3 separate regions of the Homo sapiens genome follow, and regions 2 and 3 are each linked to region 1. The links are chromatin loops, found by intact Hi-C in ENCODE. Cell type or tissue: heart right ventricle. All regions are shown on one strand. Each heading gives the region's core, and the rest is flanking DNA. Links, peaks and the distances in the headings are about the cores only.

Region 1 (9,374 bases), core at 1,375-9,374:
TCCATGGGAGAAAAAGAGAGCAAGAAACAGCAGTCACCCCAGTGCATGGGCACCATCACTTTTAAGCTGAGTTATAAGAACCTCAGGGTGTTTTTTAAAAAATAGGTTTTAAGTTACTTCAAGGAGGAAAAAGAGCTTAACATGCATCATTTTACTCTAAATATCTTTGAAATATTTTCACCATAAGACTTTTAGGTTGTAATGCCAATAAATATCAAATATTATTCCCTTATAATACTCACAGTATCACATAAGAACTTCTCTAAAATGCACAGCAGCCTGGAGTAGTCAAATTCATGGAGACAGAAAGTAGAATGGTGGTTGCCAGTGACTGGGAACAGCGAGGAAGGAGGAGTTAGTGTTTAATGGGTACAAAGTTTAAGTTTTGCAAGATGAAAAAAGTCCTGGAGATGGATGGTGGTGATGGTTGCACAATAATGTGAATGTACTTAATGCCACTGAACTGTATTCTCAAAAATGATTAAGATGATAAATTTTATATTATGTATATTTTACCACAATTTTTTGTGTGTGTATGTGGTAAAAGGAAAGTCGCTCTCAAATGCTAGCAGATAGGAGAATGCCTGGGCTCTAGCCTCAAGGGTATCACTTCAAACTTTAGGCTAGAGAGAGGGTTTTAAAATGGTGAACATGGAATGGGAGGTGTGCAGGAGTGTGCTGGGTACAAGGTCTGGGTGTCTTGTTCTGGTGGCTGTCTTCAGCCATGGTGCACCTGGAGTGCAGCTGGGTGTCATCTCAACAATGGCTGGGTTGTGGATTATCTGCCTTGAGGTCATCTCTGGAATTTCACAGCTCAGTCTTCATGCCTGATTGTCTCAAGATTAGCCCCTGGAACTTTCAGTGTGGTTCATTCCTTGTGGTTTCATCACGGGGCTTGCAGGAAACAAAAGCTAGTATGCGGAGGGCCTTGAAGTTTCAAATGGCTTGAACTTCCTTGTAATGCAGTTCAGCATGGGCTGGGTTCACATAGCAACAATTAACTGTCCATATTCCTTTGACTTTAGCAGCCCTGGAAAAATCTCTGCTTGACCAGTATGAAACTCAAAGCTGGTGATGCCATTGTAGGCTGCAGTCTGCCTAGCATCCTCCACTGCCTGCCCCACCAACGAAATCCCAAGGACCTGCGATGTAGCTGATCCAGAGGGAGGCTGATCACACCGGTTCCACAGCAGATGTCAAGGAGGATGGTGTTAGAGTTCACTGCACTCAGCTTCCCTACAATCCAATACAGCATCTCTGCACCAGCAGTGTTAATCTGGAAAAAGGCATCTGGAGAGATGCAGACCTTCAAGCCCAGGAGATCTTTAAAGATATGAGGTTCCCCAAACAAGAGCTGGTAGGTGGACTGATGATGGCTGAAACAGGTCCTGCTTTCCTGGAAGTCAGGTGAAGTCAAGTCACAGACTGCTCCAGGACCTTTAATGAAAAATTCCTTTACAGTCTCCTTCTGAACATGGAGCTCCTCTGGACTTAATTCCTGGGGATGGAATGTGATGACAGCCATTGTGTGCCTTAGGCTATTGGTGTGGACTGTGAGCTCACACCAGTAACCACCTTCATGAAGAAGGCAGGGCTCTGTTGGAGACTGTGGAAGGAATACTTCATAGTACTGTGCCACCTGACTGTCTTTCTCAAGGATGTTTTTCAGATGGTTAGACTGTACACAGACAATGTTCCCGTCTCTTCAAGTTCCCAGGTTATATTCCACAGTCTTTGGATTGCCATCTGGACCCTGATTCACAGAGAAGGTGGACTTATTTCTGTAGCTGCTGATGACAGGAGATGGTATTATAGGATGGAGAAGACAATACAGCCCCTCAGATTTGGGTGCAGCTGTTGTCACATTGACTCCATCGAGCATTTGGATGTGAGACTCTAGTCTTTGTAAAATTTCACCTTGAGCTGTTCATAGCTCAGCCTCCAGAGCAGCATCACAACACCAGCCAGCCTTTCCTGCCAGGAATCATCTGGTAGTCCCAGATGGCTTGGTTTCTTCTGACTTTTTTGTCCTTTTTGACACTTCTTGGCTACCACATGGGTGAAATTTCCCTTACATACTATGCCCCAAAAGAGCTGTGACCAACCTGGTGGTTTTATGGCACACCAGGGAAGCAGTCTTGGTTTGGAGAAGAAACCCACCATAGAGAGGAAGCACCTGAGGCTGTGTGTTAGGACTCTTCTCTTAATGCTTGCCATCCAAAGACACACTGAAATCCACCTCTCAGGGTTGAGGTGAGAACAACAAGTTCATATATATGGCGCGCTCTGGACTGTGCTGAACACGGCAGCTGTCCGACATGTGTCACTACTCTTCTTTAGGCTCTGAATTGAAGCGTGTCACTTGGTTTCTTCATGCCTTAATGTCTCCAACCTGCAAAATCGAGGCAGCAAACCAAAAGGGCAGCAGATGGCCCAGTTTACTGTGGCGGGGAAAGAGTCATTTCCTGTTGAGCAGGGCACTTCTACTACTCCCTGGCACATGCAGCCAACCTGGGGGCAGGTACGGCAGAACGTGGGGCTCCTCCCAGTGCCAGTATAGCAGCTGGCCTGGGCACCTCGACTCCTATCGGGAAGTACCCTTCCCTACTTTGCTGGGGGATCTTCTTTTGAGACCTTCCTCAAAAGCATTCATAACCCTAATCCACAATTTTAAACAACGTACAACAAAAGTTGGAAGTTCTCACCCCCATCCTCCCCTAAGCTTCCCCTCCCCTTTTAATATATTATCTCTTTCATTCCATCCATTAAATGTCCTCTCCTTATTTTTATACTCAAAAATCAACATTAAACAGAAAATTTACATACACAGATTGGTTAAAATATTTACTTGTAGATTTATAAATAGTCTGCAGTCCCAAGGACAATTGGCCATGTAATCTATTGAACAACAGTGATCTGTATAAGTTTGGTCACAATGGAAAACTACAGATCCTGTAAAGGTTTAATATGCAGGACTTTAATAATGTGTAATTTCACACATGCAGGGCCTTTTACATGCCTGTGGACTTTGAGAATTCAGAGGAAACTGACTTCGTGAGAGAAATATGGTACTTGGCTTGTTTATAATTCCAATGCCAATCCACTTTACAGGGGGACACCCCAAATAATTTTCCAGTTGAAGGTAATAAAGTCATACTACAAACTGAAAGCAATCATAGGAACTGGAATGAATGTGATGACCTTTCTGGAGAAGCACCAGTGTTCAGAAAAGAGGTGCATGGTGAGGTCTAGAGAACCAGGGCTCTGAAGGTGGCCAGATCTTTAAAAGCTAGACTCTGCCACTTAATGTTTCTAAAGTCTGTAAGTAACTTAAACTCTTAGAGCCTTAGTTTCTTAATCTGTAGACTGAAGATAACAGAATTTCTCTCATAAAACACTATTATTATATCAAATGAGATTAAGTAAGATAGTGCAAGTACCTGGAACATGGTGGATATTCAATAATTCTTAGATACTATTAATTATCCTCATGAATAATATCAGAATACAATATTGTTCTGTTCTAAATTTATTATGTGTGTGCATATGTGTGTGCACACACTTCTGAAAAGTAACCAGGTCAACCTCAGAGTCTTGTCCTGAAATACTTTTTTGTTCTAACATCATGAGGTTTGACAGCAAGGATGGCACTTTTAAGGGTAGTCTAGTCTAGCCCTTCATTTTACATCAGTGGTAACTAACGTCTAGAGAGAGTAAAGGACTTGATGAAGTTCATACTGTTAGTGGCATAATTAAAGCCTATCCTTTGATCCAGGTCTCCTTCCTTTCTACTGTGGAACTTCTGTAGGTAGCAGAACGAAAACAGGTGAATTTTCAAACCTCACCTTCTAATTCTGGACTGTGTGCCGTGTAAGCAGCAGGTGAAACATGGCAGAGGTGACTCGCTGTGTCCTGTGATAGCTGAATTAGAAAAGACCCCAGCTAAGGTTTCCAGAGATCCCTAGTGCTAGCAATTCCTGAGCCTCTGGTTCATTCTACATATAACTGGCTTTCTTGGGTTTGCTAAGAAATGCAACTCTTCACTCTCTCAGCTTTCCAATTTACAGAATGTTATAGTATTATTGTCTCCTGTTCTCTTAGCCTTAGAGAATTATTATTATTAGGCCAGGTGTGGTGGCTCACACCTGTAATCCCAGCACTTTGGGAGGCTGAGGCTGGATCACTTGAGGTCAGGAGTTCAAGACCAGCCTGGCCAACATGGTGAAACCTGGTCTCTACTAAAAATACAAAAATCAGCCGGGCATGGTGGTGCATTCCTGTAGTCCCAACTACTTGGGAGGCTGAGGCAGGAGATCACTTGAACCTGGGAGGCGCAGGTTGCAGTGAGCTGAGATCACGCCATTGCTCTCCAGCCTGGGCATCAGAGCAAGACTTTGTCTCAAAATAAATAAATAAGTAAATAAGGAGAATTATTATTATTATTCTGTAAGACCAACAGCTGTGTTCTATCTCTTCTACCTAGTCCAGTCTAGGTATTTTGCATATATATTCTAACTCTAGAGTAGTAAGCAGTAGTTGTTATTATTACTTCTAGTTAGAAATGAGGAAACCAAGTTTCAGCAATTTGCCTAAGGTCTCTCAGAGGGTTTGAATTCAGGTATCTCCAATGTCAGAGCGCAGGCTGTAGATCCTGACCTCATTCAAGCATCCACGGTGAAATAATGCTAACAATGACTGTTGATCACCTCTGAGAATTCACTTTGTGCATAGTAACCACAACAGCCTTACGATATAAGTACTATTAGCATTTCTTGATTTTATAGAGGAGGAAACTAGGTCACAGAGTGGTTAAACTGCTCAAGAGCCCAAACCCCTGAGACTGTGTTCCTAAAATTCACCAGACAGTTAAATATTCTCTGTCCACCTTGTGGATTTCCACAATCTTCTTTAAGAACTTCCCCCAACCTTGTATTTTCTTTCCTAGATGGCTTGTTCCAAAAGAAAACAGAAATCTCCTCGAACCAGCCAACCAAAGCAGCGACAATGGATAGAGGATAGCCAGAGTTCAAGTAAAATCATTTTGAAAATATTTTCACAAGAAATCATTTTGCTAGATTACACTATTCTCTGCTTATAATTACCTTCAGACATTCAATTCAGGAATAATGTCAAGAAGGTGCCCATGTAACTAGACATGTAAAAAATGATAACTAGAATTTGCTTTCTAGTCTGACGGCCTGAAATTATGTATGCTAGGGGGAGCTGTTGAACAATTTTAAGGTTTTTATCCATTTGGTATTTTTAGAGTTGCATGTGGTAGTGCTTTGGGGTAGGATGAGCTTGTAATTTTTAATTAAAACCCATTTAACCTCAGCTTGGTAACTTTTAACCAACACAATGTTTTGCTGCAGAAGACATTTTAAAATAAGTTGTATTCATTACATGTGCAGTTAATTTTTATTCATGCAGAAGCATTTATCACCCATTGTTTTTTCTCCTATCACATTTAAGAACTTGATTAAAAGATAACACAACATAGGTGTTAAACCTAAAGAAAGAGGCAGTGTCTCTAGAGCATTATTGATGATGGTAAGATGTGCATCTCATAGTAGTTAACAGAATCTCTAATATAGAGGAAGCAAAGAACCAAAACCTTGGCAATCAGGAAATCTTAGCTCTAACTCTCTTGCTCCACAATTCAGCTAAATGACCTAAGTACTTGTTAATAAATCATGATGCAGAAAATACACAGGACTAGGAAGGTTAGAAAGCAGAGCACCACTTATGCTGAACTGACACAACTTTGGTCATGTAGGCTCAGTCAAAAATAGAAAATGTGATGTAAACATAAAAGGTCACACAATAGGCAGAACTACCCCAAAGTCTATATAATTAGGAATTAAGCACACGTGCAAATATATATCCTTCTCTGAACTTTCATTAGTGGTCTACAAAATTACTTGTTGTAGAACAGTGCCTACATCTACACAAAATAATTTTAGTAGTAAATGCTTAAATTTTTTGAATGAATAAAGATGATCAAGTCCAGCAGTTACAAGTTTGCAGCACTTTTAATACTTGCTTCTTAAAAGAAAATGAAGAAGAATCATTCGTGTGTGCTGAAAGGCGCTGTGTAGACAAATGACAATTTACCAAGATATCACTATGTTGCCTTAATTATTCCCTCGATGCTTCATACATTGCTTCTCCCGTATGGGGTGAATGACTTGAAGTAGGAGGCAATGTCTTTACACGCTGCTCAGATATTTCATGCAGCTGCTAGGGCTGTGCCAGGCAAAAGGAACTCAGTGAACACTTGTTGACTGATAAACTGTGCAGATGAAAATGTGAGCTACTTCCTATGTAGTTTATCCAAGTTTATGGGAACATTCCTGTGGTACGGGGAGAGATATTGCTATATAACTGCTGTTTAAAAGGTGGAGTGAACAACCTAACACCATTTGTTATAATTTACTCTTTGAAAATTACTAAGTCAAATATAATTTTTTTCTTTCCATTCTCAAGTCCAGGAAAATTGTTGCTTATGATTAGAAGATCTGACAGCTGCTGGAACACTGGGGCAAAGGGGTTTTCCTGCTTTCCATGAAAATATGTGAGTTACTCCATGTACTAGTTTTCTAGAACCATTTAGTTTGTTCTTAGAAATAGCTTACAGCAGCATCCACAACACATAGGTCCTTTTGCAGTTGGCAACAATGAAACTACTATTCTGGTACACGGGCTAAAAAAAGAAAACCTAAAAAAGGCCTTTTGGTGGGTGAAAAATGATCTTAGATAATTTTAAAAAAGAAAGAAAGAAAACTGGGGGTGGGGGGAAGTGCCCAAAGGAACATGTTTTTAAAAACCCCACTTTGGGAGGCCAAGGTGGGCGGATCATGATGTCAGGAGTTCGAGACCAGCCTGGCCAAGAGACTAGCCTGGCCAATATGGTGAAACCCCGTCTCTACTAAAAATACAAAAATTAGCCAGGCATGGTGGTGGGCGCCTGTAATCCCGCCTACTTGGGAGGCTGAGGCAGGAGAATTACTTGATCCCGGAAGGTGTAGTTTGCAGTGAGCCGAAGATCACACCATCGCATTCCAGCCTGGGCAACAGAGCCAGACTCTGACTCAAAACAAACAAACAAACAAACAACCCTAGAAACATACCTGTTCAACAAAGTCAGACTTTTGGAATCAAAAGTTGCTTTTCAGGGAGCAACTTAAAAAGATTTAGGAGAGAAAACACTTTGAGAGGTACTGGGGCTAAGGCACATGATCTGAGTATGTCCTTTGATTCAAATCTACTGATCCTAAAATGCCAGGTCTTGGCTTTATCTCATCACTGACAGCACACTGTCATCCAGATAAAGTCTATCTGTTGGATTATACCAGCCCAGGATTATACCTATATCCCTGCTCAAGGTGGTTTGGCAAAGTTCAGCAGGTATCCTTCCCTGGCTCCACCCTGAAGCCTTAAAATTAGGAGGAGGAGGGAGCTGTACACCAGAGTGTCTTTGAGGAGGGCAGTGGGTTGGGTGAGAGAACCAGCTCTGCAACACATTAAAATGCCTTCTTGCTGTGGCACTGGCAGGCTTAGGTTGGGCTAGGCAAATCCACTGCCCTGCAATTTATTCTAAATATGGTAAATGCCCTTGTCAAGATGATCTTGCTAAAACTGGATTATTCCACAAAGGCTGGAAATATACCTCTACTTAGCAAAGGATTTCTCATAGAGAACACAACAGCATTGTAAACAAGAGTCTTAACAGAATTCAGAAAATAAATCTTTCAAGAAGGCTTAAGCACATCAGAGAGCATCATTTACATACAGATAACTGGCGTACTAATTAAAAATAATTCCTATTGATTCATTAAAACAGGCAATTTCAGAGCTGCCATTAGTCACCATCTCATTAATCCATGATCAAAGAATCATTCAATGTAAAGTGAAGAATTAATTTCATAGGGGCATCTTTGCCAGGGACAGATACCTTTTAGAGGTGGTAAGCTGGGGATCATGCCTGTCACATTGGAGGATTCTGGAGAGCCTGCTCTTGGGGCCTCCAGACTTGCTGGTCTGGAGTGTTTGTGGTCAATGGCTGGGAGGAAGCTGATCGTCTCCCCCACACTCCACTTGAGGTGTTTCTCTACCTGCAGAAAAGGTACCTAACAATGATTCTTTCAGCTAATTAGGTTTTACAAGAAAGGGGTGGGGGGAGGATATTGTAATATTTGAAATGAAAAGTTTGAATTTTCTTAAAAATATTCTGATTTGCCTTTTCTTCTGGCTCATATGAACCAGTGCGGTTTTGCTGTCATTGAAATTACTAGAAATTTGGAGTTGACACACATCATCTTATTCATTCTAGTGGTTTATTGTAAAAGGTTTTCAATCTCTAGGTTTGCAAAGATCTTACGGTGCCTTTTCTTTGGTTTCTAGAAGTTCCAAACCTGAATTACTCTCCAAAGTCATCTAATATCTGTTATGTACTAATGTGACAGGCACATTACTATTATGTCTTAGGCAAACATATCCTTTTTTTTAATCTCTTCAACTAAGCATGTGACTAATCATAATTGTTTAATGTGCGTCTACTCTGTACCAGGCATCTTATATGAATTCTTGCTAACCCCTTAAATAATCTGGCATGTTACTGATTGCTTGCTACATGTATTAGGCCATTCTTGCATTGCTATAGAGGAGAAACCCGAGGGCTGGGCACGGTGGCTCACATCTGTAATCCCAGCACTTTGGGAGGTCAAGGCGGGATGACTGCTTGAGCTCAGGAGTCCGAGACCAGCCTGAGGAACATAGTGAGACCCTGTGTCTACAAAAAATACAAAAGTCAGCCAGCAACGGTGGCTCACGCCTGTAATCCTAGCACTTTGGGAGGCTGAGGTGGTGGATAACTTGAGCTCAGGAGTTAGAGACCAGCCTGGGCAACATGGTGAAGCCTCATCTTTATAAGAATTACAAAAATTTGCTGGGCATGGTGGCATGCACCTGTAGTCCCAGCTGCTCAGGAGGCTGAGACAGGAGGATCACTTGAGCTCAGGTTGTAGTGAGCCATGACTGGATTGTGCCACTGCACTTTAGTCTGGGTGACAGAACATGTGAAAGAAAGGAAAGAAAGTAAGGGAGGGAGGGAGGGAGGAAGGAAGGAAGGAAGGAAGGGAGGAAGAGAGGGAGGGAGGGGAAGAAAGAGAGAGGAAGGAAGGAAGGAAGGAAGGAAGGAAGGAAGGAAGGAAGGAAGGAAGGGGGGAAGGAAGGAAGGAAGGAAGGAAGGAGGGAAAGGAGAGAAAGAAAGATGCCTGACACCAGGTAATTTATTTAAAAAGTGGTTTAATGGGCTCATGGTTTTGCAGGCTTTACAGGAAGCACAGCTGCATCTGCTTCTGGGGAGGCCTCAG
Region 2 (10,748 bases), core at 1,636-9,635, 98 kb after region 1:
ATTCCTGGACTTTGAGTTCTCTTTCTTGTTCTTTTTTTTTTTTTGAGAAAGAGTCTTACTCTGTTGCCCAAGCTGGAGTGCAGTGGTGTGATCTCAGCTCACTGCAACCGCCACCTCCTGGGTTCAAGTGATTCTCCTGCCTCAGCCTCCCTAGTAGCTGGGATTACAAATGCATGCCACCATGCCCGGATCATTTTTGTATTTTTAGCAGAGATGGGATTTCGCCACGTTGGCCAGGCTGGTCTCGAACTCCTAACCTCAAGTGATCTTCCCATCTTGGCCTCCCAAAGTACTGGGATTTCAGGCGTGAGCCGCCACACCTGGCCTTCTTCTTCCACTTCTAAGACCCAGAATACCAAAGGTATTTGCAAGAGGTCTTCAGCTTGTGTCATGGGGGACCTCTGCACCACTGCTTTTACAGAAAGACACCTGTGACTAGAATTTCTTGACAGATGTGCTGCTGGTTCCCCATGTCACTTAGGACAAAGCCATGTGATTTCCTTGTTAGTATCTTAAAATTAATAATAGCAGCACCTGTTTTCCCCCTTTTTTTTCTGGACTGTTTTGAAAATCTAAGTAGATAAGAAAATGCTTTGAAAAAGCACTTATATATGCAAGGTGATATTCTGCGTGTACTCTGCTATGCCAGGTGGACAACACTTCTAATCAGACGTGGGGCTTTTCATGAGCACTGGGTGAAATCAGCTTGCCCAGAGGGCCCTCATAGCAGGCAACTTTGCTGACCTAACCCAAGCACACTCAGACTACCAATGACCAGGAACAGACAGAGATAACGAGAGAAAACAGATGGAAAGGGAGAGACTTTTAAAAATAAAAAAACACACACACAAAACTGAATGCAGAATAAGTATGAATTACTAAAAGGCACAATTTGATTTTAATCAAAGAGAATAAGTAGTGATCCTTCCAGAATAGCCATGGAAAAACATCCTAGGCACTCCACATGTTGAAACATAGTGTAAGAAACAGATAGGATTCCTGCCCTTGGAGGACCAGCATCCAGCCAGGGCTAACAGATCATAAACATAATAAAGTAAAATAAAATCCCAATGATTAATGTACATTGCAAGGAAACAAAGGATCAGAGATGCTTATGAGAGTCAGAAGATATTTCAAGCTAATTAAATTAGTGCTTGCCCTAGCTTTATTTTATGCACCAAGGGATGCAGGATCATACAGCAAAATGTGCAACTCTTAGCATACCCTCCGTAAGCATTTGCTGATGGAGAGTATAGTGAAACAGATGTCCTATCAGTCTGAGCTGCTGATCCTCCCTAACACCATAAACTACAACAGAGAACTGTAGCTGGATTAATCTCTCAGAAACCTGCAGTTTACTTTCATGGTGCCAGATGACAAAAAAGAGTTAATGCCACTGATCCCTTGGCCCATGCACACATCTGAAAAGCACATGTGTTTTCATCATTGAATTGCAAAGCCTCAACTTCTACACAAATCCAATATATTCCACATTTTCAATCCAGTTCAATCCCTTAGTTTACTGCTAGCATGACTTGTAATCTCAGCCTTAAGCTGGTTACTGAGGTAGATGTAAGGAAATACAATAAACACACGAAAGATCATGAATTTTCTAAGCTAATCATTAGAAGCAAACATGAGAATAGTTTTTTTTGTTCGTTTGTTTTGTTTTTATTACAGAGTCTCACTCTGTCACCCAGACTGGAGTGCAGTGGCGCGACCTCGGCTCACTGAAACCTCTGCCTCCTGGGTTCAAGCAATTCTCGTGCCTCAGCCTCCTGAGTAGCTGGGACTACAGGCACGTGCCACCATGCCTGGCTGACTTTTTTTTTCTCTTTTTTTGTATTTTTAGTAGAGACAGGGTTTCACCATGTTGGCCACACTGGTTTTGAACTCTTGACCTCAAGTGATCCACCCATCTCAGCCTCCCAAAGTGCTGGGACTACAGGCATGAGCCACCAAGCCCGGCCTTTTTGTTTGTTTTGTTTTCTTTTGTTTTGTTTTTGGGATGGAGTCTTGCTGTATTGCCCAGGCTGGAGTGCAATGGCACAATCTCGGCTCACTGCATCTCTGCCTCCTGAGTTCAAGCAATTCTTCTGCCTCAGCCTCCTGAGTAGCTGGGATTACAGGTGTGTGCCACCACACCCAGCTAATTTTTGTATTTTCAGTAGAGACGGTGTTTCACCATGTTGGCCAGGCTAGTCTTGAACTCCTGACCTCAGGTGATCTGCCTGCCTCAGCCTCCCAAAGTGCTGGGATTACAGGCATGAGCCACTCTGCCCAGCCAAGAATCGTTTTTTTAAAAACAAAAAAGCCTATTCATATTTTGAGTACCTGATTTGATATTTGAGTAAAAATATATTTAATATTCTTAGGATTGTCAATAATTTTAATAATGTAATGTAGTATTATAATACTTTGAAAAGATCTGAATCCTACAAATTGAAAAACTGTTTCCCTTAAAATTTACATACATATCCCTCTTCCCTTCCAAAATAACCACCTTCCTCCTTTTTTCCCCCTCCTTAATAAAATAAATAAAATTATCCATGAGAGACTGATGTAAACTGTGACCTAAGATCCTTCTCTCCTTGTGCTCTGCCTCGGGCCACATTATTTCAGGTCTGAAGAGAGTCTGAGATGATCCAATGATTCAGAAAACCTGCTTCCATCCTGCTAGGCAGAGAGCTGCTCAAGGAAATAAGCATCTCTAGAGGAAAGCCCTGACTATCCGAAAGTCTTCCTTCTGGAACTGTCAAGGTCTATCTAGAACAGCTCAAGATTAGGAAGTTTCCTGAAAACAAAAAAAGTAAACATAAAACCCTCTTTTTGGGGGGAAGGACTTTGTCTCATTCTCTTTTTCTCTCTCTCTCAATCTCTCTTTGTCTGTCTGTTTCTCTCTCTCTCTCTCACACACACACACACACACACACACCATAAAAGCTCTAAAGATGAAAACTACAACAGAGAATACCCAGTATTTTGTGATTTTTGTGACTGATGGAAAGAAAGATGTTTTGTGTCTCTGGGCAAATTACTTACTTCACAGTGCCTTGGGTCCTCATTTATAAAATGATATATGACCTCATGAATTTTGAGAGGAAAGTGTTTAGGACAGCACCTGGCACATAGTAGTAGGCAATCAATAAGAGATAGCTATTGTCATTACCATCACTGTCATCATTATTATGTAATGGAATAGTGATGAACTCTAAGATGAGAGGGGCAGGGACAAGAGACACTAGAAAGAAGAGATGGTCAAGACAGATGAGAGGTTAATTTTGGCAGCTTGGTGGTTTTTAGGAATTGTACCAAACATAAACAGGCAGACTGGATGCAGACAGAAAGCAGGAGACAGCAGTTCTGCAGCAGAAGTACATGCTCCCTGTACAGCACCTGCAAAGGCAGCCCTGAGCAGTGCCAGGGGTTTCTGCTGTGCTGGGGCAGGGAGGTCAGCCTCTGTGTGCCATATCCAAGGGCTCTAAAGGGAAAGACTATGTAAAGACAAGTCAAGGTCAGTGAGCTCTCTCCTGCTTCATCATAGCCTCAATGAGCATGTAGCTCACATCTTCCAACTATTACACTTTTATATGTCTGTCTCCTTCACCAGGCAGGTTTCCAAGGCCATGACCATCTCCTCATCATTCCCTTCTGTATTCCCTCCGGCACAATGTCAGGCTCATAGTAGGTCTGCAATAAATGAATGAATGAATTTTCTTAGAAACTCCTTTTCATGAAGAGATGAGACGGCTTTTAAGGAAGGGAGTACCCCTCTCAGCCCCATGTCCTGGGTCACCTGCATGGACAATGACTTCTTCAGTTCATCACCAATAACTAAATTTAAAAATGTTTATCTGGGCCATCATAGAGAATCTTAAATTATGTTTAGTATATACTCCCTAAAAAGACAGAAAAGGAGTAATATGTAGTTTCATACCAGTATAATGGAATTCTGAAAGCTGTTAGCACTTGTATGACTGGCCCTAATCTGCCCCCCAAAATTGTGCTATTTATTTATTTCAACAATCATTTTTGGGAAACCTGCTTAGTCCTCAACATTCCACTAGGGACCAGAGATTCCAAAATAAGTAAGACAACTAGACTGTAATGTCCATTTCCTCACTTTCCAATAGAATCCAGGGATATTTACTAGTACCTCTAATCTTGCCCATCTGAAAAAAAAAATCAAGGTTTTTGTTTGCATGTATAAGTTTTTGCTTAAACTTAAATCTTCGATTAGTTTACCATAACAAAGAACTATTTAAGGGTGATGTCCTTAGAAGGCAAAACAAATTGAAATTATAAATATTATTTTCAGGTAGCACAAATCAATGCCCCTTTAACCTACCACATTTAAGAAAAAGGCACCTCAGTTCTCATATTGCTCTCAAGAAATGCACAAGACTTTTGGGAACTTCATTGATTTTGTAGCACTTGGCCAAAAACACATTCTGTGCAATCATCCACTAAAGGAAAACAAAAAGCAGGCAACTGAGAGAAGAGACCCAGGAGGGCAATGCAAAGTCAGTTGAGTGATGGCCTCTCCCTTCTCATGTACCAGTATTCTACTGCCCTTGACGAGTTTGCTCATTACTCCGGACTGAAGAGTCTTTAGACCGTACCTACCACCATTTCTGGGATGTTTCATGGGGTTTGAGATAACAAAACATAAAAGTGAGGGCAAGATGCTCTTCCTTAACCTTGATGCCCTTCTTCAGCTGAAACACTATTAAAGAACACATACGGTTACACGATATGAGCTATTAGGACCTCACAAATGACCTTTACCAGAAATTGTAGCCTATTCCAAAATAATTATTTTAAATCAGCCAATGTTCTCCATTTGAAGTAGCGCTATTAGTGAACATGGTGTTCTTTCCTACAGCAAAAAGTACTTAGAGAAAGAGACCATAGTGACAAGCTCAGAACTAGACAACACAGGCAGGAAGAACATGCCTGAGGCTGACCACCAGGAGACGGCAGTGCAGCGTCAAGATGCATCAGCCAGCGCCTCGTGGTGTTAACACTCTTCAGCACATCACATCTACTTCCAGTCTGAGACATTAAAATTTGAAGTTTTTATCTGAATAGAGCACTAAAGGTGTGACTTGATGACACACTCTTTTATCAGAAAACAGTATAACAGTATTAGGGTAAATTGAGGATCTGATCACATTCTATTCTAAGGAGCCCTTTGCCCCAGCTGTCTGTCTCTGTGAGCCCTCCATTGGGTGGCCCAGCTGTGGTGGTTACATTCCTGCATACGACAAAGGTACAGCTGGCAAACTGCTTATTTTTCTTGAATCTGGGATGATATCCCATCACCTCTATTACATCACTGCCATTACCACCCCAGGAACAGGCCGATAAAAACAAAAGACATGCATTTTCCAATTCCAAGATCTCTCTGAAAATTTAAAAGAATTTTTAGAATCTAAATTAAAATCTAAATTTGTAGATCATTTTCTGGACCAAGCCCCAAAATCTCTTACTTATTATTAATCGGCTTTTTCTATGCCCAGATTTTTATTTGTTTTTTGCTTTTTTGAAAGAGAAAAAAACTCACATAGTCATGTCCAATGGAAATCAGGATGACCCTACTGGCTTTTCAGTGTGTCAGAATATGATTAAACATTTCAGTAAAAAATTTTACTTCTAATAAATTATCACATTAATTTTCTAAGAGAAAGACAAATTAGCATTCCTAAAGCACAAATTCTGTTGGGTCCTTCCTCTGGTCCCAAATCCTCCATGATTAACTAATGCCTTTAGGGTAAAGTCTAAGATATACCTGGATTTTCAAGCTAGACATGACTAAGGTCAAGGTTCCTAATTTTACAAATTAGAAAACTGGCTGGGCATGGTGGCTCACTCCTGTAATCCCAACACTTTGGGAGGCTGAAGCAGGAGGGTCACTTGAGGCCAGGAGTTCCTGATCAGCCTGGGCAACACGGCAAGATCCCTTCTCTCTTTAAAAGAGAGAGAGAGAGGCGGAGAGAGAAAGAGAGAGAACTGAGGCAGAGTTTAGATAACTTACTAGGGGTCCCCCAGGACCCAGCCCTGTTGACCCGCTGTTGCCTCTTCCTACTGCTCCAAGGTAGCTAAGCAACCTCTTCATCACATCAGGTGGGTCTCGAAAACCACCCCTCTTCCTCAATATTCTGCTCATAGTCCTACTTCTCCATTTCTGCTTAAGCTATATTTTTCCAGGAGGAAGTCTATACACCATTCCATGTCTTCCTTCAATTTGCTCTCTTTCCTAAACTCTTACTATGAGAGTCAACTATTTCATATTTCTTAAACATTTCTTTCAAAGTAGATACTAAGCGCTTTGAGGGCAGAAACCATCTCCTGTATTTGTCTCTCTTGCTATGCCAGGTGCCCTGTCAGGCAGAGAGCAGAAACTCAACAAATCCTCTTGAAAATGGTGAGCAGGGGACTGTCTTTTTCTTCTGCACCTGCCACAGGTGGCATGTGCCACCACCCTGCCTAGAAGGCTCTCCTTCACCTTTGCCTTAATAACTTAAGGTCTAGGTAAGCTGTTCTTCCCAAAAAGTCCCAGCACACCCCATAATTATCCCTTCATAGCCCTCATCATAGTGCAGGATATTATTACTTCCTAATTACCTGTCTACTGGGTACATAAGTAAGGAATGCAAACTCCTTGAGAGGCACAGATATATGTTTCTTGTCCCCTGTGGTATATCACCAGCTACTAACAGGGCTTAGCTCAGAACATGTGCTCAATAAATAAAAAATAAATGAATGCCTCCAAAAGAAAGTTTTAACTCCTTCTCATGGAATTCAAGGCTTTCCATCCATATTTCCAATCCCATCTAGCTTTTTATAGGCATCTTGCTCCAGCCAGTCTAGTCTGTAGCTACTAATCCCACTATGTACTTTCCTGTTCTCTGCTTAGTCTTCCTCTTAAATAGAAAGCCCTCCCCATTAATCTCCATCTGTTATTCAAATTCTACCCAACCTTCAAGGTCCAGAACAAGTCTTATCACCTCTAAGAAATCTTGCTCCAGGCACTCAGATCTTCCCCTTCTCTAACGTCATCTATATGTGTCTATGTGAGCCATTCCTCACCTATCCATGTTGCTACATGTCATAATTGTCTGCAGTTATTTTTCCATCTCAGTCCAACCTGGCCCACAGGGAGTCCTCTTCCTTTTGAAGTTAGCATTTACCTCTATTTTAGGAAATAATTCTATACACAGCCTTGGGACATCTTCACTGTTGTTCTATATTGTTAACTTGTATGCATTGTCATTTATAAATTTTTAAGGCAAGTCATGGTTTTGATGTCTTTGATTCTATCCAATTCTTTGCACAAAGTAGAAGATTAATAAACATTTCTCACCTGACATGTTGGTTAGAAAGCAAAAGTGTGTAAGATGAGAAACCTACGGAAATTAGTAAAAAAATAAAAGCTTTAACCAAAAGTGCAGCTGAAAATTTATAATTATTACAGGCTATATAAAAAGGTCAAATGTTGAGAGTATAATTACACAAAGTAGTAATTATTCTCTGAATAAAGGTTTTCAAATAGAAACTTTTGTCCATATGATAAAAATTATGAATAGAAGAGAAAATTTAGTAGAAAAGGAGTAAAAAGGCAAAGAAAGAAAAAGATATACCCTAGACTGACATCCCAAGCCCTACCCTGAGATCACGAGGATTGGCCTGCAGCATGCACAACTGCATCAGTTGACTTTTATTACAAGTCTAGGTCATAGCTGAGCTGATGCCACAGCTCTACAAAGGCTTGACCAACAACTGCCTGCACATGAACACTATAATTCTTCTTCTTCTTCTTTTTTTTTTTTTTTTTTTTGAGATGGAGTCTTGCTCGTGTCGCCCAGGCCAGAGTGCAATGGCATGATCTCGGCTCACTGCAACCTCCGCCTCCTAGGTTCAAGTGATTCTCCTGCCTCAGCCTCCCAAGTAAATGGGATTACAGGCACCTGCCACCACGCTGAGCTACTTTTTGTATTTTTAGTAGAGTCAGGGTTTCACTGTGTTGGCCAGGCTGGTCTTGAACTCCTGACCTCAGGTGATCCGCCCACCTCAGCCTCCCAAAGTGCTGGGATCACAGGCATGAGCCACCACACCCGGCCGAACACTATAATTCTTCTGATGTTGGATGGAGAGGAAGGGGGAATCAATCTCTTTTACCTGGTTTGTAATAACATTTTCTTACAATTACTTTTTGATGCACTGTATCTAACTACTTAGTTTTATTTATTTTATATTTCCCTGTATTCCCCCCCAAAAAAATATGAATAGCAGCTGCTTTCGATCATAAATACCAATTTGAGAACACAAATACTGTGTTCAAGGTTCAGTAATTCAGGGTTCAGTAACCTAGCAACAGAATGTCAAGAGACCTCCTAATCTATGCCCTCAACAGCCAAATACCTATATACCTCCAAGATATGGGCCTGTAGATCTGCTACTCAAGTCAGGTTTGGCTCATTACAAATTGATATTGGCCAATGAGAAAAAAAATCACAAAACGCTGGAGGCTTTTTGCCAAGTTTCAAGAACCTGAGTGTCATGGGATATAAATAGGAAGTAGACTTGAAACCAGAGGCCACAAAGTTGCCAGTTAGGCTTTTGTCTTGGAAAAACCCAAATTAGCCAGCATCTTTAACCCTCTAACAACTAATACCGAACATATGCTTTGTATGCCCTAGGCTGAATACCCATTTTTAATGGCAAGGAACAAATGTATTCATTACTAGGTGTGGTCCATCGAATGAGGAAGACAGGAAGAAAGAAGGTGACACTTTAGTGTTTTAACAAATTAACAAAAGGTGAATCCTCATCTCTAAGGTATATTATAAGAAATAAAAGAAAGACCCATGTCCTCCTCCCTGTTGTTTAATTTGGTTTGGTTTATCAGCTCATCCATCTCACTGTAATGGACTCTGGTTTCTAATGGGCATTTCTAGTTAAGGGTCCTTCATTTTTTAAAAGAATAGAGATGTTTTACTGGTTTTCCTTCTCTACCCAGTGGTGAAGGTCAGGACATAGGAAAGCAGCATAACAATGTGTTTTGTTTTGTTTTTTTTTAATCAACCATTCCAGCAGCGGCAAAAATAAATGAAACGTGCGAGGCTGTTTATTTGTACGTCAAAGGGAAAGCGAAATTCTCTATAGGGTGACATGATCATTTGTTTTCCCCAATGAAGCAAACAAATCAAATCGGAATAAAACAGGAGCCTACCCTCCATCATTCACGGTGTAATGAGTTCTTGCTAGATTAACCATTTTCCTTTCTTGTTATACTCATCCCAAAAAAACAGATATACAATGACATCAACAAAACAGCTAAAGGTCATCAATCTACAAGACAGGAAATGCAGCAGCCAGACTTTCATCCTTTCTAAACATTAGCTGACTCCTGGCCAGTGGCTCTGGTTCTGTAGTGCAGGAAATGGGCTCACTGATAAGACACATCTTTGGGAGGCAGCAATGATCAGGAGCAGATTTATCAGTTGCAGTATCCTAGGTCATGGAGATCCCTAACCCGCCAGGGCTCTCAACATCGCGTGGCTGCTTATTTGGTATGCTTAAAACCAAAAATCTTGGACTTACTGAATTTTGTGGTTCTTCTCCCTCCAACTCAACCACCCCTTATTAGAAGCTGAAAGCTGAACACCAACAACATTCTGTCAAGAAGACCAAAGACAGAGTGTGTGGAGGCATCAGGGAGCCCTGTCCAACTGGCATGAGAACAGACCATTCAATGGAGTAGGTCAACACACTGCCTAGAAGGAAGTTCAAAGCCTGATTGGCTGAGGCTCTGGGGTCCTAAGCAAGACTCAGGGGGTGTTCCTGGGTCCCAGGAGTGAGGTGAGGTGCTGATACTGACAATACTGCCTCCAGTAGTGGTGCTTAGAGTTGAAGATAATGGCAGGTATACAAGCCACATTTTCTCCATAGCTAGAGTCAAGGAAGGACACCTGTCCTCAACGTCAAACAGTGATGGAAAGCCACAGAATTCAGAGCATTTGCTGTACCACAGGTACAAAAACAACTGTCACTTTACCACTTGCCTTTCACACACATTGGCTCTGTCTTATCTAGATTACTTAGAAGATACTAGGGAGGCCAAGTCAGGAAGACTGATTGAACCCAGGAGTTTGAGACCAGCCTGGGCAACATAATGAGACCCCATTTCTTAAAAAAAAAAAAAAAGGAAGAAGAGAAAAAAAGAAAGAAGAAAGAAGAAGAAGAAGAAGAAGAAGAAGAAGAAGAAGAAGAAGAAGAAGAAGAAGAAGAAGAAGAAGACGACGACGACAATACTAACAGCCCAACTCCAGATGCTTATCAAGTCAATCCAGATGTACCGTGCCCTAGTGAGGTGAAGAGAAGCACTACCTTAGAAAGAGAGGTAGTCACCCCATTTTTATTCCCTCTGCTTGAGAGTAGAAATGTTTTAGTAAACAGAAAAATCTATTAGTATTGATGGATGTTCAATGCTATTTATAACATCTCCAGCCTTAGTACTTCTTGTTAATACATACACAACTCAACTTCTATTGAATGTCTACTGAAGCTTCATTTTATTTGTGATGTAAACATTCATACAGGAATGACCTTCTCCTGACAATGGGAGCAGTTGCTCAAATGAGCAGGGCAAACATTGGGATTTGGGGGATTTACTGAATGGCTTTCCTCCTACCTCTTGCTGTTCCCTGCCCCCACTAAACTATTTCAGTCACCACCTACTAACA
Region 3 (10,748 bases), core at 1,690-9,689, 72 kb after region 1:
GAATTCAATAATTTTCAAGTATAATGCATGACCTGGACATGGTCCAATATTCCTCTTATTTGGTTTGCAACTGAAGCAGCACATACAAGGTGCAAAGAGATCTTTTCACCTGATCAAGCCAGTGGGTGAATGTGACTCTCCACCGCTCCCACTGGATCTGAGAGAGGTGTGCCCGAAATCCGGGGGTCTTGGCAGCACATAAACAATGAAATATTTGCCAAAGCAGTAGGGCAAGAATTGCAGGTTTACTGTCTTTTATACTCTCACTATGTCAGTTTCCAGAAACAGCTGATATCACCACTTGAGGCAACTGTTCCCTACAGAGCAAGCCACATTACCCACTGTAAGGTCTGGGTTTTAGGCCTTGAACTCCTTCCTGCACTAAGACTTCAGTCTCCTTTTAACTGAGGAGAGCCCAGAAATTATCTGTTTGTGTCTCCTTCAGGATGCTCTATGGGTAGACCTGGCCTTGGCTTACCAAACCCCATGCAAATAACCTGTTACCTGCCCCCTTTTCTACCCCTTCCAGTGGGCCACTCCTTTAACATCTCATCTTCCAGGATTCACCTTCTGCCAACTTCTCTTCACCACACAATCTGCAGAAGCAAAGAAACCCTCCAAAAACCAACTTTCTACAAAAAAGTGAGTGTACCTAACAGAAAGCTTACATACTCACCATATCTTTTTTTTTTTTTTTTTTTTTTTGAGACAGAGTCTCACTCTGTCACCCAGGCTGGAGTGCAGTGGCACGATCTTGGCTCACTGCAACCTCTGCCTCCCGGGTTCAAGCAATTCTCTGCCTCAGTCTCCCGAGTAGCTGAGATTACGTCACCTGCCACCATGCCAGGCTAATTTTTGTATTTTTAGTAGAGATGGGGTTTCACCATCTTGGCCAGGCTGGTCTTGAACTCCTGACCTCACGATCCACCCGCCTTGGCCTCCCAAAGTGCTGGAATTACACGCATGAGCCACCACACCTGGCCCACCATATCTTGTAATAAACAAAAACAGTGTCTTTTACAGAGAATATTGATGCTATTTGATGGTGATGCTGGTAGTGGGGGGAGGGAGGGAAGATGAGTAAGTATATTGACGTTAATTTTTTCTTTAAAAGGTAACAATGCAAAGCAGAAAGGAGATTCAGAATGGGAAATTATCTGGGGGCTTGGTTTGACCTCCACAGAGATCTATGCTTCATTTGCGTATTTGTTCTGTCTTCTCATAGAGCACTGCTCCTATTCTGGGAAGACATAAAAAGAAAGATAAACTGAACTGGGATGGTGGGTACAAGTGAAGAGGATGGGAACAGGGATCAAAGCTCAGAGCAGCTCTTGGAGATCAGAAACTGGAGCTCAGAGTTCCATGAGGAACAAAAGAGTGTAGGGATGAGAGTCTATGTTGCGGGGGGAAGGCAAGAGCCAGGTGAAAGGGAGGTGGCTGTTACAGGAAGGGAGGCGAGAGTAGAAACTTGCCTCTTCGGGCACCCTGGCCCTTAAGAAACTTGCTAAAAATGAACAAGCAAGCCATGTCTGAAACCCCTTCACTCTCAGGTTGAATGAAATGAGATGTCACTGTGTGACGATGACATGCTGTGCAGATGAACTGCAGTCCCAGGAGGTTCTAGGGCTGCAGCACTTCTCCTCACTTGGGCCATGCCCTGTGCCTGGGTACAGCTGAGCCCTGGAAACTGAAGTAGGAATTTAACTGTTAATGATGTTCTTTTTATCCCAGCTAGCATCAAACAAATTTGCCTCAAGAAGGTAAAAAAAAAAAAAAAGCAAAAGCAAAAAACATTAATGTAGAATTTTGACCCTATTAATCCTTACAGCCCCATCTTAAAAATCTTTGCTTTCACAATTTTCAAATTTCATTTTTCATTCCATGTTGCTAAGCCTCAGACCATGGTCATTGCTCTAAAACATAAAAACTCTGCCTCCTGCAAGCCACCACTAAAGAGGAGCTTGTATTGGTACAAAATTCTACCTCCCACTGCTGCCCTTAACAGAGAAAACCACAGATACAATATGCTCTAATGAAGCTCATATTTAATCATTCCCCAATATCCCAAGCCCGCCCATATCTCATTATCTCCATTCATACCTCCCTAATCCAGACCACCAACATCTCTTGCTAGGACTACTGAGCAAGACTCTAACTGGTCAACTGCTTCACTCTCTTCCTATAGTCTATTCCCTACGTAGCAGTCAGACCTCATCACTCCCCTGCACTCAAAACCCTCTCCTGACTTCTATTACCTTTAGAACAGAAGCCAGTGTACAGAGCAGTACAGTCCGGCCCTGGACTGCCTCTGTGAGTTTGTCACCCATCACCCTACTGGCACAAGGGCATCAGGCTTCTTCCTGGAATCCACTAGCCAGCTCCCTCTCAGAAATTTGGCTTTGTTGTTTCTCTGCCTGAAACATTCTGTTCCCAGGTATTCTCATGGTTTGCTCAAAGGTCAGTTCCTCAGATAGACCTTCTCTGACAGATGACTCTGAAACAGCCATCCTGTCAACTCTCCATCCCCTTTTGTATTCTCATGACACTTTTCCCTGACAGTACATGTTTGTCTCTCTTTTTATTACCTTTATTACCTGCTAGAATGTGAGCCAAATGAGGGCAATCATTATCATATTACATGTTATATCTCTTAGTAAAATCCAGTTTATAGTATTTGCTCAACCAATAGTTCTTAAATGAATAACTTTAATTTTCAGAGTTCCATCAGAGTTAAAAGCACATTGTCTTTCATTTTAACATGCTGGCCATTTAACAATTGCATCATGGGAAACAAGGCAAGAAACAAAGGAGGAAAGCTGCACTCCAAACTCAAGATCTTATAAACACTTTCAGATAAAAAGACATCTCTTGAGTGACAGAAGGCAATGAAGACTAAAAGGTTAATGAAAAAATATTGTGTTAAACAGCTAACACAATAAATGCAAAAATACTTGGTGCCACATTAAAAATAAAATCCTATTTCATACATAATTTGACAATTTCTTCTTTGGTTATAGATCAAAATCAACAGTGACATTTATACAGTGAGGCATGCATATCTATAGCTGGAAGGGAATTTAAATGTAATTTAGCTTGTCTTGAATGTGGTTTTCAAATGAAAATCAAACGTAGTCTAAATAAAGATTTGTACTCGTGTGACTGTTTTGCAATTTGAAGGAATTAATTAGCTTCAAAGATGTGCTATTTAACATCATGATTTTTCACTTCACCCTTACTCTTTTACCTTCAATGCTTATAGCCATGTACATAAACTTTTAAAATTATTTTTAGATAAAATGTAAATGTACATTTATATTATAGCTTCCAGCACAGATTATTACTATGAAGAAAGCTGACTATAAACATTGTATTCCTCACGGCCTGTGTCCTCTCCAGCAGGCATCTTCCCCAGCTATGGCTGTTCCAACCAAGAAACTTTAATTATGTAACCTTTAAAAAACTGTCAAAGACCATTTTTATTCATAGTTTAAACATGTGTTGTGAGTTACATTTTAGAGAATTTTATATATACTTAATATTATAGCCACAGAAATATAATCCTTTAGAATCTGACTTTCTGTAAATTTTTACTTCTTCTTGCCCTATTATAGTCTGGCTGGACCAACAGAGTACAGCTATATAAGTTAATAAACAAAACCACACTCTCAGAGTGATCAGATCATAGTACAGTAGCTCTTGAGAAAATCAGCAACCTGGGAAATTAAATGTTCTCCTTTTGGCCTAGATTTTGTTTATAACTGTCTTCTATTAGATATTTCATTATCCTTTTCAAACAACAGGACCAATCTACCCTACCCTGACTTCTACCACAAACCTTTAAACAGAAAGCCAACAAATGGAATCCTTCACTGACTAGCAGCAGCTGCACAGCACCAATTTAAGCATCAGTGGATGAAAGATAAATTTACAAACCAGCCAGCCAAGGTGGAAGCAGAGATACAACTCCACACACTTCAAGCTTTCTCACCTTCAGGCTCATGGTAATGTTCTGAAGCTACAGAAGATATTGGTGATACTTCTTTCTAATTTTTCATTGAAAAAGTAAATATCACAATGCAATTAACAATTTGGTCAACTCTGGACCATAAAGCTTTTAATAGCTGAACACTACCACCACCACCATTTTTTTCTGAGAGCAATCAACAAAGCAATAATCATATATAATCTTGCCAATGGCTCCACTGCAGGAAAGAAACTGACACCACACAGTTGAGTGAATTGTCCATAGTGTGGGGAGCAGGTAAATAGAACCTTTGAACATTAGCACTCAACACTCCCATAGCAATCACACAGTTCCACCCACTCACTCCCAAGACGCAGAAACCAGAGCCCACAGAGGTCACCCTGTAGCATGGTTACTCTGTGGCAGAATCCAAATGTAACCAGGTTCTGCAGGCAAGTCAATGGCTTCTCTATAAACTGGGCTCACTGGGCTTTACAGCCACTTGTTTTTGTTTATGTGCTTGTTCTAATAAAACCTTACACAGCACATAGCTCACTGTGATCTCTAAGAGGAGTTATTTCTGTGAAGGTTTGCTTACAGTAGAAAATTTGAGAAAAACTGAGAAATTGAGATTAAAGTTACAAAGAATGAAGATGGCTCCGTTTCAAATTAGTCATTGTCAAACTCTGCATCATGCTTCTGATTCCTTCTCTTCCTAAGAGACTTTACGCCTCAGAATGAAGAGCAAGACAAGGCCCGTTAGCTAAAAATAAACTTGAGATATGGAATTATATCATAGTTATTTCCTATCTTTACTTTTGTTCTCATAGCTTAAGCAACCTCTTGGGTGCAGGGCTGAAAACAGGCAAAATGAAACCAAACCACTTAACCAGTGTCATGTGAGCTAGCAAAGCCCCGAAGGTCACTGTCATTGATGATTCATAGCCTGTGGCCCAGAACTTTGCTATAAGTAACCATAACGGTTACTGCTAAAAACAAAGGAAAAGGGCCGGGCACAGTGGCTCATGCCTGTAATCCCAGCACTTTGGGAGGCCAAGGTGGGCAGATTGCTTGAGCTCAGGAGTTCGAGAACAGCCTGGGCAATATGGTGAAAATCTGTTTCTACTAAAAATACAAAAAATTAGCTGGGCATGGGGGGCTTGCACCTGTAGTCCCAGCTATTTAGGAGGCTAAGGTGGGAGAATCACCTGAGCTTGGGAGGTTGAGGCTGCAATGAGCTGGGATCGTGCCATTGCACTCCAGCCTGGGCAACCAGAGTGAGACAGAACCTGTTTCAAAAAAAAAAAAAAGAAAGAAGGAAAGTACTACACACACTAATGATATCTGCAGGTAAATGAACTTTAAGGAAAAAGTTTTGCTTTTTCTGAATGAAGTTTTTATTCTTCTTATTAAAAAAAGCACTATGCTAAACTTTACTGTCATAAAGATGAAAATGTGCTGTTTATGAGAGAATAATCCAGAGAACTTTCTAAATAAAGTTCACTGATTATTTATACAGCACTTTTTGTGTGCCAGGCATTATTTTAAGTGTTTTATTACTTATTAATTCATTTAATCCTCATAGCATCTTATGAGGTAGGTTCCAATTTTACAAATGAGGAACCTATCAGTTTGGTTCCCAAATTAATATGATTAGCCACTATACCTTGCTCCACAAGTTCTTTCTCAATGTCACCACCTACATAGTTATAAAATGCTTTTTTTTTTTCACAAAACTTCTTTAGAAAAAGGGATGTAGAATATTTGGAAAATATAAAAGAAGTACAAAAACTAACTAGTAATCAGCACCACCCAGAGATAATCATTACTAACCCTTCCTGGTAAACGGTCTCATCTACATAAGGCCATGTTCTGGCATTATTACTCAGGGTTCATAATCATCTAACCTGAGGTGAGGCTGAACACTTAGACAGCTTAAGGAATTAGCATCAAATTTTCTGTTTTCTAAATCTTCACCTAACTGCCAATCCCTAACATGATTCTTACATTGTCTATGTGAGCTTTTAAGTGTCTTGAAAAAAAATCCAGAGTAAAATTTTCAAATATTTAAGACTCCTGCCGTTAATGTGAGATTCTCTAAAGTTATGTCTCCACCAGTTGGTTAAAGTTTCCCAGTCTCCCCTGCTATATTGTATGTGTGGTGTACCTCTAAGCCTTTGTTCTCACTGACTCTCAGCCTAAACCTCCTGCTCTGTCTCACTTAGTTCCTTTGGCTGGTATTCATATTTTAAGACTCAGCTGAGGCTTTAATCATCCTCTTTACAAGTCTTCCCCCACTCCTTGGAAAAAGAGACCTTTTGCCTTATCACCCTATGGTACTGACATTTTCTGTCAAGATGTCCATCTATTGCATCTTTACCAGTTCCTTAAAGGCAGGGACCAGGTTTAACCCGTCTTTACAGCCTCCGTGCCTAGCACAGCACCTAATTCATGCAAGGTAGTCAACGAGTGCTTCTTAGGATGAAGTGAAATGCTAGGTTTTAAATGAAACCAACAAGTGCCAGTCATCAGACTCCATCTGTATGCCTGGGCTAACATTTCTATCAGTCAGATCCCTGTTGCCCTGGGGCTATTTCCAGTGATAGTGCTTTCTCCTCTGGGATAGATTTCACCATTGCCCTGAAAACACAACTAAAGGCCTTCTGGAGATGGAAACATTTGAATTATATTTATCAAAATAAACAGTTGTAGTGAATGATAAATGTTAAACATAAAAGATTCAAGACACACAGAAAAATACAAAGAAGAAATTAAGAATCACCTGAAACTTCACAATAAAGAGACTGCCATCGTAAAAGTTTTGGTGAATGGCCTTTCAAACACTTCTTTTATGCACTCACACAGAATTTTACATATATTTTAAACAAGTAAAATTTACAAACAAGATATGCTGCATAAAATCCCTTTACTAATTTCACTTAATAATCTGTCACAAACCTTTTGCCATATCAATAAATATAGAATACCTTGATCTCTAATGGCTCTATTCCATGCATGTTTCATCAGTGAGAAAGACCCTTGAACACACAGGTTTGCACACTTGTCCAATTACGTTCCTAAGATAAATTCCTAGCACTGGGTCTCCTGGGGCAAAGGGCATGCTCATTTACATTTTTGATATATGTTACTATTTTGTGCCCCAGAAAAATTGTTCTGCGTTGACATTCTCCATTATAGCATGAGACAGATGCCACCTGTTCCTGCCCAATCTGAAGGGTAAAAAATGTTTTGTTTTGCTTTGGGTTTTTTTGCTGGTTTGTTTTTTTGGTTTATTTTATTACTGAGAAGTAGAATATCTTTCTGTACTCTTTTGTCCCTTTATATTTTTTCTCTTTTGAATTGCCTGGCCATGAACTTTGTCCATTTTTCAATTGGTATGTTAGTTCTTTCCTTACAGATTTTGAAGGGTCTTTTTCTATTAGTCATATTAACTTCAGTTGTATTGCAAATATTATTCTCAGTTTGACATTTGTCTTTTGACTTAGTTTATGGTAGTTTACTTTTTGCCAATCAAAATTTTAGATTTTATATAATCACAGTTTATCACAAACTTTTTCTTTTGGTATTGGGTTTTGTAGCATTAAGAGAAAGACATTTTGCAACCTAAGATTATAAATATACTCACTTGCGTTTTTTGTAGTACTTTTACAGTTTCTTTTCTTTTCTTTTTCTTGAGACAGAGTCTCGCTCTGTCGCCCAGGCTGGAGTGCAGTGGCATGATCTTGGCTCACTGCAACCTCCGCCTCCTGGGTTCAAGCAATTCTCCCGCCTCAGCCTCCCAAGTAGCTGGGACTACAGGCGCACGCTGCCACATCTGGCTAATTTTTTGTATTTTAGTAGAGACAGGATTTCACCGTGTTGCCCAGGCTGGTTGCGAACTCCTGAGCTCAGGCAACCTGCTCGCCTCGGCCTCCCAAAGTGCTGGGATTATAGGCGTGAGCCACTGTGCCCAGCCTACAGTTTCTTATTTGACAGTTAAATTTTTAGATTAATCTGAAAAATTCTAATATGAAGAGATAAATTGGGGGATTTCATTTTTAATATTATAATCACAAATAACAGAATATCTTCAAAGAATAAAATGTGAATTGAAATGGTACCCAATTAATTGGTATATCTTTTTATTTCAGCTGCTTATGGATGCATTTATCCCATTACAATCACTGGGGCATCATCTGTGTCTGCTGCCTCTAGCCCTCTCATGGTGCTTTACTCCTTACTTCTACCAACATCTCACTCTGCATGATAAACAAGACACACACACTCATGTATAGATTTATGGTTGATAAGCAAAAAATGTATTTGTTAACCTCTATGGTGGGATTTCTTTTAAACTACACTTTGAAAGAAATGAGGCATAATATTATATTCATCATTCCTGAATCATGCATGTCCTTTGGTCTTTTCATTTAAAAGACAAATATTCACGTATACATCTTACACAGTACAGAAACTGGTCTAGGTCAAACCAGAGAAAGAACAAACCATAGGAACACACATATCTTAAAATCTAAAAGAGATAAGTATTACATGGACAATTGATCATCTTTTAAGTTTAGAGAATTATACATCTACAAATAAACTGATGACGCATTCTCCTCCAGCGTAATCAGAGGAAACCAAGCAACCATTTTCAGAAATGCAAACTGCATAGGTCAGAGGTCTGCGCAACTGCAGGCTGCTAATATGATGATGAGCATACTAACTCAGTGCTTATCATGTGCCAAGTACTATGCTAAGATTTACAAATATTAATACATTTTAGTCTCACAACAGCCCTATGAAGGCAGGCAAGTACTAGTTTTATTCCCCACACTACACAGATGGGAAAACCCAGGCAAAAAGAGCCTCAAAAATTTGCCAAGACTACATGTTAGTGAGTAGCCGAGCCAGGATCTGAAAACAATCTGCCAGATTTTCAGTCTGTGTGCTTACCATAACATTGTATTTCAGTTCCACGGAAAATAGCCCTAATGACCATATTAGAATCTCCAGACATCCTCATTTAAAAACTGAGTCTGACCTCAAGTGGCCAGTTAACAATGACTTCTCAAAGACTTCTGAGCAAATGTTGGTTTGGACTTAATATCAATGTGTTATTCCCAAGGAGGAATCTCCCTTAGTCGAGTCAGCATCTGCCATTGTAGCCACCGTCCCACTTCTTAAGTGAACTGGGGTAGTTTTTAACTTCAGTTTCCCCTTCTATCAAGTAGGGATAATCATGATAATAATTACGTTTGAAAAAGCCTCATACACCGTAAAGCACAAATCCAAGTTGTAACGGTTCAGGGGCAAAATAACCAGTCACATGTAAAGTTCCAAGTGCAGAAGGCAGGAGCTGTACTAGTCTCTACGGAGGACAGCCAGGGCCTAATGAGGCCCAGGGGCCAGGTAGGGGCTGCCTGGAGAGGTGCTCATAGCAAGGCAGGTCCCTTCAGTCACACCAGCCAGGAGTCCAGGAAGAAGCCATTGTTTTGAATGTCTGAATCTGTAGTGTCACTCAGGAGAAAATAACTCCAAGGGGAAGTGCAATAGGTAAAGAAACCTTTGACTTCCTCTCTTGTCACTGAGGCACGTTTTGAGAACTTCCCTCATCCCCAAGCAGGCCTTGCCTGCAGCTCCAGTCCTTTCACCTTTCACTGAATGGTGCCAGAGGGCCAGGAAGCACCCAGCAGGTCTCCACTGCTACAGACAATACAAGCACTTGAAGGGGCAAGGGAGTAATTGAAGAAAACCAAAGGGACTTGGAGGGCCCTGCCAGCGTGTCCCTGCCAATGGTCTCTGAAAACTCAGGTGCTCCCTCATCTTGCAACCCAGCTGCCTGGCAGCAGGGAGTGACAAATGGTCTTATTTTCTACTTATCTCTCTAACTTCAAAAGAACAGGCTCATGATACCAGCTGGCAAGGGAAGGAAAAGTAGCACTTGGATTTTTTTTTTAATATAGAAAGTATAGAGCATTTCTTAACTTTCTGTCATAGAAAACGTTTCCAAGTAGAAATTTTTGCTGGCTTTACCTCAGCTAGACCAAACTTGGCATCAAGGCGGCATCTAGCATGGTATCTATTTTGTGCTGGCCGAGGGGAGGAGAGTGAAGAGGTGGGGCCAGTCTACTCAGGCCCATCTACTATTTATAACAAGTGCTTCCATGCTAATTGTGCACTGGCCTTGTTCTGGACGCTCTCCTTATTAACTATGTGTTCCTCCTCAGAACTCCAAGTGGTGGATACCATTATTACCTCCATATTATAGATTTGGAAACAAATGCAGCTAAGTTATAAATCCAAAACAGCACAGGCAGTGGTGACACTGGAATCAAACCCCAGCTGGTAAGACAGAATTCACAACTACTCCATTCCATGCTCACATACACGCATGTTTCATTTTCCCTATTGAAATGAGCATCAGCATGGCCCAGGAACCACCTAAAAGGAAATAAAACTAACATATTTTGAGCACCTTCTCTGAGTCAGACACTGGGCTGAGCACTTTTACTTCAGAAGAATGCAGTTAAAAGCTCTGAGCCAAGGTCGACTGGCTTCTGTGATTCCATGAGCCCCATGTGCACTTCGAGCCATTAAGACCTTTCTGAGGCTCAGCTCAAGACATCAGGGAGTCTTCAAAGCCTAAACCCAAGACCATGTTCCTCACTTATCTTGACTTAAATTTCTCAGCTTTTATGACTATAATCTGGCCTATCACAAATCCGTCAAACACTTCTCCTGCCCTTAGGGCTCTTTACTGTCTCCTATGATTCACTAAAAA

Evidence for each region. A loop is a pair of places that touch in the nucleus more often than their neighbours do. Peaks named below come from ENCODE experiments on the same cell type or tissue, not always from the same donor. Only the 100,000 strongest peaks of a DNase experiment are listed, where the experiment ranks them.
Region 2: it touches region 1 in a loop (3-fold over the local background); 3 of 110 quality-filtered maps call a loop at or near these places.
Region 3: it touches region 1 in a loop (2.5-fold over the local background); 16 of 110 quality-filtered maps call a loop at or near these places.

The regions. Positions count from the first base shown.
Region 1 is chr1:184,559,354-184,568,727 of GRCh38, reverse strand. The region is part of intron 3 of C1orf21 (chromosome 1 open reading frame 21); the gene reads right to left. It also overlaps the pseudogene LOC100129573. Among named protein-coding and RNA genes, the nearest start is that of C1orf21, 180 kb to the right of the region's middle. In heart right ventricle, for the core only: a CTCF peak has its summit at 5,196; a DNase peak (open chromatin) is centred at 6,240; H3K27ac peaks cover 3,604 bases.
Region 2 is chr1:184,460,175-184,470,922 of GRCh38, reverse strand. All of the region lies in intron 1 of C1orf21 (chromosome 1 open reading frame 21), which reads right to left. Among named protein-coding and RNA genes, the nearest start is that of C1orf21, 79 kb to the right of the region's middle. In heart right ventricle, for the core only: a CTCF peak has its summit at 4,971 (motif pointing right); a DNase peak (open chromatin) is centred at 4,993; H3K27ac peaks cover 3,439 bases.
Region 3 is chr1:184,485,875-184,496,622 of GRCh38, reverse strand. All of the region lies in intron 2 of C1orf21 (chromosome 1 open reading frame 21), which reads right to left. Among named protein-coding and RNA genes, the nearest start is that of C1orf21, 100 kb to the right of the region's middle. RefSeq lists an enhancer at 1,205-1,274. In heart right ventricle, for the core only: no CTCF peak of the experiment used is centred there; a DNase peak (open chromatin) is centred at 4,910; H3K27ac peaks cover 8,000 bases.